2 separate regions of the Homo sapiens genome follow, and region 1 is linked to region 2. Evidence: chromatin contacts called from ENCODE Hi-C or POLR2A ChIA-PET data. All regions are on one chromosome and are shown on one strand. Each heading gives the region's core, a stretch centred on a gene start or an enhancer-like site at or near the end of the contact. The rest is flanking DNA. Distances are from core to core; before and after follow the strand shown.

What was found. A loop is a pair of places that touch in the nucleus more often than their neighbours do. ChIA-PET counts read pairs that join two places held with the same protein, here RNA polymerase II (POLR2A). Pooled maps may share reads with other maps.
Region 1: a map of CD8-positive, alpha-beta T cell shows a loop between it and region 2 (2.0-fold over the local background). The contact joins the promoter of NXT2 here to the promoter of GUCY2F in region 2. A Hi-C loop is called at or near these places in 9 of 168 maps with a recorded cell type or tissue (B cell, CD8-positive, alpha-beta T cell, Caco-2 and 5 more), 12 of 37 single-sample maps with no recorded cell type and 20 of 50 pooled maps. POLR2A ChIA-PET finds 5 or more read pairs at or near these places in 7 of 52 experiments (A549, AG04450, MCF 10A and 3 more).

The regions. Positions count from the first base shown.
Region 1 is chrX:109,533,095-109,539,445 of GRCh38, forward strand. NXT2 (nuclear transport factor 2 like export factor 2) reads left to right here and starts at 3,750. Exons shown (of 4, transcript NM_001242617.2): 1 at 3,750-3,927; 2 at 4,951-5,037. The coding sequence starts at 3,913. RefSeq lists enhancers at 3,731-3,930, 4,221-4,280 and a silencer at 4,061-4,110.
Region 2 is chrX:109,480,441-109,486,325 of GRCh38, forward strand. GUCY2F (guanylate cyclase 2F, retinal) reads right to left here and starts at 1,646. Exons shown (of 20, transcript NM_001522.3): 1 at 1,426-1,646.

The sequences.
Region 1 (6,351 bases), core at 2,500-4,999, 55 kb after region 2:
AAGAAGCCAGACACAGAGGACCACATAATGTAGGATTACATTTATATGAAATGTCCAGAATAGGCAAATACATAGAGACAGGAAGTAGATTGGTGGTTGCTAGGAGCTGGGGTAAAAAGGGAAGTGGGAAAGAGGTTTCTCTTCGAGGTGTTAAAAATGTTTTAAAGTTGTGCAGTGATGCTTGAATAACTGTAAATATACTAAAAACCACTGAATTGGTTTTTAAATTAGTGAATTGTATATGTGAATTATATCTCAATTAAACTTTTTTTTAAAAGCACTATTTGATGTGAACACTATGGTTACCAATTAAGGAGCTCAGAGGAAGGAGTTGACTGCTCAGATCACTTCCCTGGTTGTTCTAGATTAGTTCTTCTCAAGTCTTGAGCAAGGCAAAGATTCAGATGGGGATGTTGGTAATTCCCAACAACATTAATTCCATTAGGTTTACACTTGATCAGAAGATCTGGCTGCACAGCACAGCCTCATTTAATCCTACCTGACACAATTTATTGCTCCTTACAGTCTGTTATCCCAGGGTCACCAGCCATCTCCTAAACTGTGCAGATAGATGCCTCTCAATACCTCATATGTTATCTAATCTGGACCCGCCTCATACTCTCAAATAAGTGGCTGCCTAATTTCCTCTGCCATGGGTAGGAAAATAATGCTCCTCAAGCAGGAACTATATGACAGGCACTGACTCATTTAATTCCTAAAGCAATGCTGTGAAATATGTACTAATATCATTTCCATTTTACAGATCGGGAGTATGAGTCATGGAATGGTAATTTTGCCAAGGTCACAAAACTAGTCAGTAGCATGATTAGGATTTGAGCCCAGACTGGTGCCAACAACAATGTGCTCAATCAAAATGCTATGCTGTGTTCCAAGAAAAGCTCTTTCACACCCTTCCTAGTCATTCTTCCCAAGTTTTATACATTTGCAGTTATCTAGTGAAGAGCAACTCCGTGTCTTATTCACTTTGTTTCCATTTGCATCCCTCCCCCTCCATCCAACATAGTTTTCATATCTTTAAATTCACTGCTCTGACAACCAGAGCCCATCATTGGTTTCTATATTATCAGTTTACCCAGTCTCCTACCTTTGTAGCACAATGTAGCAATTTCCACTTTGTAGCACAAAATTCTGTGCAAAAATTCAGTGCAAAACTGAGCTCCCCTCCACCTCTAACTCAGCTGTCCCTTTCCAGTACTTCAACCCTCCCATATTTTTCAACACTATTTCCCACACCAATAGCCATTCTCATAGCCATTAAAGAGCTCACAACAGTTGGGGTTCAGGGGACATGAAATGAGGGAAGACTTCATAGGGAAGATCGCACCTGTTCTGGTCCCTGAAGGGCAGGTAGAAATGGAGGGAACATTCCAAAATAAGAATATATAAGTAAATGCATGAATAGCCAAGTGTCTAAAAGCAGACTTTGGGATTTGAAAGTTTGGGACTGAAATCCCAGGTCCACTAGCTGTATCATCTTAACCAATTTACTTAACTTCTTTAAACTTAAGTTTAAATTTTTAAAAATCTAGATAATAATGTCTGCCTTTCTGGGGGTTGTGAGGATTGAATGAAATCATATAAAACACAATCTCTCAATCAAGAAAAACAATCACCAATGAAGTAGTAAACATCAGTCATTCTTGGCAAACAGTAGTAGTTAACTTTGCCAGTGTTGGTGAATTTGGGAGAATAGCCTGGGAAAATAAATTCAGATCAGACCAAGGTAGGTATTTAAAGATTATGAGAATTTGGAAGAAAATAGACAATAGAGTTATCAAAGTTTGTGTGGGAGGAGAGAATGAGAGGGGGAATGAGAGGGGGAAAGAGAGAGAAGTGGGGGTGAGAGAGGGAGGAGAGAATGAGATGGGGAAAGTGAGAGAAGTGTGGGGGAGAAAGGGAGGGAGAGAGCCAAGAAGAGCGAGGGAGAAAAACGAAGAGGGTTAGCCGGACGTGGTGGCTGGCGCCTGCAGTCCCAGCTACTCTCCTCGGGAGGCTGAGGCAAGGGAATTACTTGAACCCGGGCGGCGGAGGTTGGCAGCGAGCCAACATCATGCCACTGCACTCCAGCCTGGGCCACAGAGTGAGACTCTGTCTCTAAAAAAAAGAAGAAGAGGAGGAGGAGGAGGAGGAGGGGAGGGGAGGGGAAGAGGGAGAAGGGTTGCTATAGGGAATGGTCAGAACTAAGCAAGTTACTTAGTATTTCTTTGTAACTCAATGTTATGTTTATTGTCTAGCACTCTCATTACACTTTGAGCCTCACAAGGATTCGAAACATGCCTATTTTATTCACCACTCTATATACAGAGCCTTGCACAATCTTTGGCACATAGTGAATACTTGATAAATATTTATTGAATGAATTATGATGAGGAGGAGAGCGGAACCAAAAAAATAAAGATTCCGAGAATTCAAGATAGGTGACTGGGAGAATATAAAAGTTTGGAAGTGCGGAGGAAATAATGAGTTTAAATTTTGGACGTACAAGTTTGAGAAGCCTATAGTGCAGTCACGTTCATGTTTAGCAAAATTATTATGTGTAATTGGAGCTCAGATAAGGGGTGGGGGCTTGGGATAGGTTGTTGAGATTCATTAGCATACGAGTAGCAATTTAGATCACCCTGAAGAAGGGAGGCTTTAAAAGGGGGGATGCACCGGAAGTGACGCCAGTCAGAGGTTAACGGAAAACGGAAGCTGGCTGGCTGAGAAGAAGCTTCCGTTAGTCCTACCTTGAAGAGAAAAGAGCCAGATAAAGAGAAAGATTAAAAGTATGAGAAAATACAGAAGCCACTGGTCTCAGGGAGACAGAGAAGGATACCAAAGAAGAAGTAACTATTATGAGGGGCCACACACCAGCCACTCAAGGTAAAACTACGACATCTAATTAATTTGCCATTTAAATCAGAAGTCATTGGCGGCTTTGGGATGAGAGGTTTTTAAGGGGTGTTGGGGAGCAAAGCCACATTGCCATGACAGTTATATTGCTTGAGTTTGAATCTCAACTAGTTTGTGACCGTAGGCAGATTTTACAGTCTTAGCTGTAAAATGAAGATGATAAAATAATAGCAATTACCTCAGCATTGTTATAATAAGTGAATATATGTAAAACTGATTAGAAAAGCACCTTACATATAGTCAGCACTCGACATTTTAGTTATTGTTAGAATACCTTGCAGAATAAATAGCCCTTAAAAGATGGTGAATAGCACTGTAAACTTAATTTTTGTTGGTGTCCGTGAGACATTTTAAAATGCCAGAATGGAGAAACCAGATGAACTTTTCCTGTTCAATGTGGCTGGGTTAAAATGAAATAGTAATTTTAGGCATACTGCCAAAACGTAGTAATTCAGTGAGGATGATCCTTCCAGAACGTTCCAGAATGCTAAATTGTTCACTAGTCACGCACGCCTTTCCCCAAGCTCTGCCCACTTATCCTATAGGCTACGGAATAGTAGGTCTCCTCGCATTTCTAATTGGTCTTCAGAGGGCTTTGGCTCCGCCTCCTGGGGCAAAAAAGTCCCTGTAATTGAACACTTTCATTTTTGCTTGTCCCCAGGCTTGTCGTTAGAAAAGTAGGGGACTTTCCTGTTGAGTATCATGTTTACAAAAGCAAAGTGGCTTTTAAATTTTAAACTAAGTATCAAACAAGTAGATAAGGTGGATGGGAGGGATCTTCAGGAACTGAAGGGAAGTGGAACTTAAGGTTGGAACATCGGTGTGCTTTTAACGACGGACCGAGCTACTTCCGGGAGAGAATGGGAGGGTGGAAAATTTTGTGCGTTTGGCGGGTTTCGCTCTCTTCATAAGTATTGATCATTCCGCAGCCCTGCGGACCGGACACGTGAGGAGGTAGTGACGCCGACACTGCCAGAACACACTGCTACAAGGTCCCAGATGGCCACGTCTCTGGTGAGTGCCTGGGCCGTGGCAGGACGGCTGGGCGCCGGACTCCAGTGGCTGAGAGGAGGGATTCCGGGGCGGTCTGGCTGCTGCTCACGTGGATAGGTGACGAATCACGTCCCGGCTCTCTGCACTGCGGGGCGGGGCCCACGCTTTGCTGCCCGCCCTGCCGGCCCCACCCCCAGCCTGGTTAGCAGTCGCTTTCTGATCCCGGAAAGGACCCTGAGCTGGGAAATAGCGAGAGGCGGGGATGTTGGGGTTTGTTGTTTATGGCTTGCAGTTTCTTTCTCTCGATTATCTTCCTCTCTAAAAATCACTTTCAGTCACCTGACAAAGAAACTGGCGATTCATTGTTCTTAATTTAGTAATAGACTGGGCCCCGTACATGAATGAGAAGGAAGGTATTCCTTAATTCTCCGGCACGAACGCCAACAGCGTTGCTTTCTTCGGTGTCACAGTTCTTAGGCAAACAGCAGTGAATATTTACGCAATGTGGGAAAGTTTCCTAAGTGGAGCTGCCGGTTTTTCAAGTAGTTGAACTACTTTCGTGTGTGTGTGTGTGTGTGTGTGTGTGTGTTTCCCATTCATCAACTTTGGAGTTTGGCTCTAACACCTCACTTGAAAACAGAAAACAATTTCCTAGCTTATTCAGTGGCAGTTTTTGCCGCTCTCTCTCCTTTTCTAAGGTTCAGGTGGTGTCATTTTCATTGCCGTGAATGTTTGTAAAATATTGAAAGTCTAAAGTGCTTAGTTGCCAAGAAAAGATTATAAATTTATATGTGGAGACTGAAAAAGACTCAGATTCATTGAGAAGATTATGTCCTAAAGACATGCACTTAAAATTAGTGAAAAATTTTAAAATTGCAAACTTCAGAGTCCGGCCTTTAAAATGTCTGAATTTATATGAAAGAATGTGGACTGTATATAGAGCTACATAGTGGTTGAAATAAATCATCAGCTTCTGTCAGTGGTTTTGTGTTTGTGAGGGGTTGAAAAGGTTGGTAATCTATACTTCTGGAATTTTTCTTGTAGGATTTTAAAACTTATGTAGATCAGGCATGTAGAGCTGCTGAGGAGTTTGTCAATATTTACTATGAGACAATGGATAAAAGAAGACGGGTGAGTGTTATAGACTCTACTACTCTTTATAGACTACTACTCTTTATTAAATACCAGGTTGTGTCTGGAGCCAGCGTTTCATCTGACTTGCATAAGTGGTAACTGTGGATTTACTCTTTAAAAGCAAATTGCTCAGGGAAGGATTGGTATGGCATTAGTGGGAACATGGGCTCTGGAATCATATCCCAGGTTTACTTTTACCTAGTTCTTTGACCTGGAGCAAGTTGCCATTTTCCCTTAACCTCATTTTATTTTCAGGTTGGTAAGTATGAATTAATTAAAATACCGCACTTAACATTAGGCCCAGCATATTTTCTTAAATATGTTTCCTTTTCTTAGTTCCATCAATTAACCAATATGGTTAAGGTATTATTAGTGCTAATGAAGGGGTGGGTCATTACGGGGAATATTTCCTGATTCGCCCCTTTTATTTCATATATTTATAGATAATTTCTGATCATGGCTCAAAAGTATAGCTTACACCCACAAAAAGTATGCATGTAGCATGGATAATATTAAGTCCTCAACAGACCGAGATTTCATCAGCTTTTTCATTGCAACTTATCCCTGCACCATATCTTTTACGTAATTATGTCAGTATGTGGTCAAGTGAGTCTTGCCTAGGTCTCTTACCAGCATAGAACTGTGCTTTGGAGAACTACTTCTGTCCTGCAGCTGCAAAAGTTAATACCCTATCTCTAAAAACCTATTTTTTATATAAAACCCATTTATTAAGCATAGGATTTTATATATATATATACTTTAAGTTCTGGGATACATGTGCAGAATGTGCAGGTTTGTTACATAGGTATACACGTGCCAAGGTGGTTTGCTGCACCCATCAACCCGTCATCTACATTAGGTATTTCTCCTAATGCTATCCCTCCTCTAGCCCCCCACCCCCTGACAGGCCCAGGTGTGTGATGTTCCCTTCCCTGTGTCCATGTGTTCTCATTATTCAACTCCTACTTATGAGTGAAAACATAACTGTGTTTGGTTTTCTGTCCCTGTGTTAGTTTGCTGAGAATGATGGTTTCCAACTTCATCCATGTCCCTGCAAAGAACAGGAACTCATCCTTTTTTATGGCTGCATAGTATTCCATGGTGTATATGTGCCACATTTTCTTTATCCAGTCTAACATTGATGGGCATTTGGGTTGGTTCCAAGTCTTTGCTATTGTGAATAGTGCCACAATAAACATATGTGTGCATGTGTCTTTATAGTAGAATCATTTATAATACTTTGGGTATATACCCAGTAATGGGATTGCTGGGTCAAATGGTATTTCTGGTTCTAGTTCCTTGAAAAATGGC
Region 2 (5,885 bases), core at 396-2,895:
TGGACTACTTTTTGAGCAAAAAAATGAAGAAACTTTTGGTGCCCCTCAGATCAAAGTGATTAACTGTCCATTCTAGGTGTAAGGCTGGCATTTTTGTGTTATAATCCAGGTAACTCCTAAGCACAATGCCCACCCCAAATTCTAAAAAGTTAGATTTTTTATACCATTTCTAAAATTCATACAACACGGGTCCCTCCTCAGGCCACATGCCACAAAGTGTCCCTTGGCATTCACTCTCAGTTTTTGTTGCTCTTTTCCCTTTGTTAACTGCAAGATAAACATTTCCCAAGCTGAAGGTCTGCCCTTACATTTTTTCTGGTACCGATGTGATGCATTTGGTGATATTTCTAACTCTGTTAGGACTCCCTGGACAACCAGAAAGTTTTATGTTGCTGTAGGATTTAGTCTTGATCCCCCAACTCAAGATTTTACAGAAGGAAACTTATTCTTTAAAAAAGAAAAAAGAAAAAAAGAAGGGAAGGAAGGAAGGAAGGGAGGAAGAGAGAAGGAAGGAAAAGAGGAAGGGGGAGGAAGGGAGAGGGAAGGAGGGAAGAAGAGAAAGAAGGAAGGAAAGAAGGGGAGGGAGGAATGAAGGGAGAGAAGAAGGAAGGAAGGAAGGAAGGAAGGAAGGAAGGAAGGAAGGAAGGAAGGAAGGAAGGAAGGAAGGGAGGGAGGGAGGGAAAGAAAGGGGCAAGATAGGGGGAGGATGCCCTAAACCTCCACCTGCTGATTTTGGTTTAAGGAAAAAAATTAGCTCACTAAAGTCTTTCCTGGGGTTAATGGGAAATGTGGATATAACTAAAACAAAGTTTGAAGGTATGAAATTTTGGAAATAGAATACTACTGGCCCACAGTTGTTCTGGGGCCATTGCCTAGGTTACTCAGGTGTGAACACCTGCATGGGATCAGACTTCCATGGAAAGCGGCTAGAGCATAGGGATGCATAATTTCATTTCAGGTAGTTTTTACAATCTGATGGGAAGCCTGGCTTCACACAGAAAACCACCGTTCGTTAAACATGTACAAAGAAAGACTATGACAAATAGCTCTGAGGGAAATGGCTCCTCATACCAGCTTGTCAAGCCGAGGACTTCTATGAAAGATTGATTTGTCTTTCTAATTACAGCCTGAATCAAGTTAACAGCTTGTATAAGACAACATCAGGAAGCAATAAAAAAAGAATCATGAGAGAAACTAAACGAAAGCTTGGATGAGAGCCTTTGAGCTCAAATCTTGACTTAAAGTATCTCGAAGGCTCTCTTTAACCCTTCTTTCCTTCTTTCCTTCATTCTTTAAATTTTTTTTTTTACTACATATTGCAGTAAAACTAATGTATCTCAATCAGCGTCTCAGCTCCCAGGTGGGCTGTGTCTTTTTTCCCCCCATTACAATCTTTCTTATAAACAAGAGCTGTCAACTACTCACCAAGTAATTCACCGCTCAAATGTCTTCAGTTTACTGCCTGCGCATGCAGACCACTGGCATAGCTACCTCAGTGTGTCCATTTCTTTGCATCCTCTATGCATTCACAATCCTGTCAAGGACTCCAGTCTGTTGACAAATTCCATTAATGGGGTAAATAATTGAAAGCGTTAGTAAATGTTTTGAAAATCACTCTTCAGCATCCGCAGACCAAGACTTGGATTAGGATTTAGAGTGACACTTCTAATCCTTTAAATTGATCCCACCTGTAGCAGAGTTAGTGCTGACCTAAATGCAATGACCCAGAGATTAACAAACAAATAGAGTCCTCTGGATAAATACGTCCTCCACAGACTACTGCCTTCTTTTACCTTTCAAAGTCAGACACAAACTCTCAGATTTTGCCTCTGTGTTCTTCCTTGTTCCATTCTGTCTAATAACCACCAATCGCCCTTTCTCCAGGACAGTTCTAAATGCCAAAACATTCATCAGCTGTGATTCCAGCCCAGAATATAAAAGGTGATCCAGGCTGGCTCCCTGCAAAATTCAAAGCAGGTGAATTTTGTCTCCTTCTCCTATTCCCCTTAAGTGCCTTCACTGCCTTTCCTCCCAAGAGAGACTCCCTACTTCCCTCTACACCTTTGTACAGAGACATTGTTTCCCCATACTTTAGATGTATTCCTTTTCCTTAAGAAGTCCCTCTCTGTCCTGGGCATCATTCACTCAGGGCCCTGTTCTGGATTCCCAACGTGAGAACTGAGGTGTTAAGGGCTAAAAATGACTTATATTAAATGAGAAATGTTTTTTAATAATAGTTTTATTGAGATATAATTTATCTACCACAAAAGTATATAATTTAGGGTTTTTTTAAAGTATATTCACAAGCTTGTGCAACATTTTCATTATTCCCACAAAGAAATTCCATTCTTGTTTAAAAGTCACTCCCCATTTCTCTCCTCCTCCTAGCCCCAGGCCACCACTAATTTACTTTCTCTATGGATTTTCCTATTCTGAACATTTCATATAAATGGAATCATACAACATGTGATCTTTTGCGAGTGGCTTCTTTGTTTGAATGAAAGAAGGACATGGATGAAATTGGAAATCATCATTCTCAGTAAACTATCGCAAGAACAAAAAACCAAACACACTTTGTTTGAAAAACAAACCGTTTTCAAGGTTCATGCACGTTCTAGCCTGTACCAGTACTTCATTTCTTTTGTGGCCAAATAATATTCCACTTTTTTGGGTATACCACATGATCAGTTGATGGAAATTTAGGTTGTTTCCACCTTGGGCTATTATGAATACTGCTTTTATTACTTTTGTGTAAAAGTTTTTATATGGACATATTGTTTTTATTTCTCTTTGGCATATACCCAGGGAATTGCTGGGTCATATAATAACTCTATGTTTAACATTTTTTGAATTGGCAAACTGTTTTCCAAAGTATATGCACCATTTGGCATTCCCACCAGCAACATATGAGGGTTCTTTTTTGCCTACATTCTTACCAACACTTGTTACTATCTATCAGTTTTTTATTTAAGTATGACAGGCATTTTATATGTACATTATACTTATATGTACATCTTTATGTTCACAACAACCATGAAGGTGGATATTACCCATTCTTTCCATTTTGTAAATGAGGATGCCAAGACTGAGATAAATTAGGCAATAATCATACTTACTGAGTGCCAATGATGTGACAGGCATTTTTGGAAGCCCTGTCTCCTTAGATCTTCACAGTGACCCCACGAGATAGATACTATTTGAATTCCCAGACATCCAGAGAGGTTACAGTAACTTACCAAAAATCACACAGCCACTGGTCAGTAGAGACAGAATTTGAACTCAGACACTCTAATTCTAGTAAGTAATAGAGCCAGAAAATTTAAACGCAAGACTATTTGGCTCCAAGAAAGCTCACGTTTATCCTTGATATATTCCACTAATGCACCCTTGTGCTATCCCTCCAAAGACTGCTTGCACTCTAATAGAGTCTCCAGAAACACACCGTGACTACCCAAAGGAAACAATCCCTAATTGTAGAATTTCAGGTGACCTGATGGAAATACTGGTGCAAGTGAGGGCCCCAGTTAGCATTCTCTATGTAGTGCTGCATGGTGCCATGAGCAACCCCAGTATGGATTTTATGAGAAGGTTCTGATGAGGACTAGGATGTTCAAGGGACCATCATTCAAGGAATGTTCCAAAATCCTGAATAGACATAAGATTCTAAATTTATAGGTAGAAGTAGCTGGGAATTAGCACATAAATAAAATTTCTAAAGTGAATTTGCTTCTTTTGATTAAGAGTTCCACAAACACTTGTTGCTCTACGGACTTTACATATACTAGCTCAATGGATCATCACAACTGTCCTATGGGGTAGGTATTATTATCATCCACATTTTATAGATGAAAAACTGAGGCACAAAGAGATTAAGTAATTTGCCCAAGCGCATACAGCTAGTTTCTGGTGGAGCCATCTGTGAAAATAAGTACTCTAGCTTTAGAGTCAGGACTCTTAACCACTGCCTCTTAATCACAGTATGGGGGTCATTGGATTTATCCATACACTCAAGAATTCCCATTAGATCTCTAAGTTTTAGTTATAGTATAATTAAAGATGATTTTAGAACAGAAATCTAAAACCATTTGGGGTCCTCATGAATCTAAAATTATACAGATACTTCAAATCCATTCACGAGTACAAACTTAAGAATTATTCCTATACACCTTTTAGAACTGCTATGTCAGAAACATCAGCACACTGTATGATTAAGTATTGACCTTAGTGTTCTCATGGACTTACAACACCAGAATGTTCACGGATTCTACTACATGTTGTTGGAACTCGTATCAGTTCCTGTCTATGTTTCCAATATCAAAGCCTAACAATTTACAAAATTTCATCTTCTCTGTATGATCTTTACTCCCTAAGGTGCCATGGAATGAAAGAATCCAAAATAGCACCCTCTCCCTCCACAAAACTGTGAAGCCAGTCACATCGATTGAGCTTTCCTCTTAACATTAGTTGCAAAGAAAAAAAGTAGCGCTTTTACATTTTATATATACATATATTACTACTAAACACTACAGGGAACTCCTAATTACATACATCATGGGAAATGGCCTTACATAATATTAGCCTAGGATCCTTGCATTCCTTTGGAGACTAAGATGCAGGGCTGGGGCATGAGGTATAAAAATGATTCAGAATGGTGTGCTTCTAGTTAATCATCCAGAATAAGGCTTGGACAAGTAGCTCCTTGTCCTGGGGGAAGTGAGAACCTGGGGAACAAGGGAGGTGATGGACAAAGATAAATTAGAATGAGAGAGGAAAACTACAAGAAAGGATGTTAGGCAAACTTACACATTTTGCTTCATTCCAGTGAGGGCTCTGAACTGTGATTCTCGACCTTCCTTTAGATTTTTCACCTAACCCTACCTGACAGAAAGTTATTTTTCTGATTCAGTAGTAATAACAAAATTCTCCGTCTGCTTATAGTACTAAACAAATACTTATAGTACTCAACAAGGCATATATTGTTTCATAAAAGTAGAATAGCTTTGGGCAACAGGCAAAATGATAATTTCCAATTTTTGAGCATCTCCTTTCAACTGGCACTGTTAGCCTTACTTCATTTATTTCTCACAGCATCCCTAAGAGGTAGGGAAAATTCTTATTCTCACTTTAGAGATACAGAAAAAAAAAATAAAGTACAGGAAGTTTATGTGCTCTGGCCAAAGTCACACAGCTGATACATGGTGGAGCCATGATGCAAATTCAGGTAGCATAGTTCCTGGGCCTGACGCTGAATAACTTTGCTATACTGCTTCAGGATGCAAAGAAGTTATTGAAGTGTATTACGCTGTATATTTACAGTATACGTTATTTTGTTGACATATATGTGTGTGTATTTATGGCATTATAAATGAGTTTGCTTTTCTTCAGTTTTGAGTGGAGAAGTGACCCAGCTTTCTGCCACATTCAGCCCAGAAAACGTGACCCGAATAAACCTCAGTGCTGCCCTCTAGTAGTCAGCTCCCACACTGAAAGTAAAGCCAAGGTTGTAATGACACCACGCGGCCGCAAGATGTCAATATTTTAACATTATTATCAAACTCCTCTAAGATCAATTTTTTTTAGAAATTAATACGGGTTGCCTGATTGTTGTAAAACTATGTTAGAAAATTCAGAACAGTAAAAAACAGAAAAAAATTTTTGCTTTTATTGAATCCTGTATTTTTCCAAAGTTATACTCAAACCAGGTATACAATTTTGTAAACTTATTTTTTTAATTTGACATGGAAACATACCTATGTTCTCACTAAGGGCACAGGATTTGGAGTCAAGCTGACCTGCCTTCAAACCCCATCACCATATTCCCTAGCTGTGTGACCTGAGGTTAATTACTTAATTTCCCTAAAGCCCTAGGTTTCCTCAAATGAAAG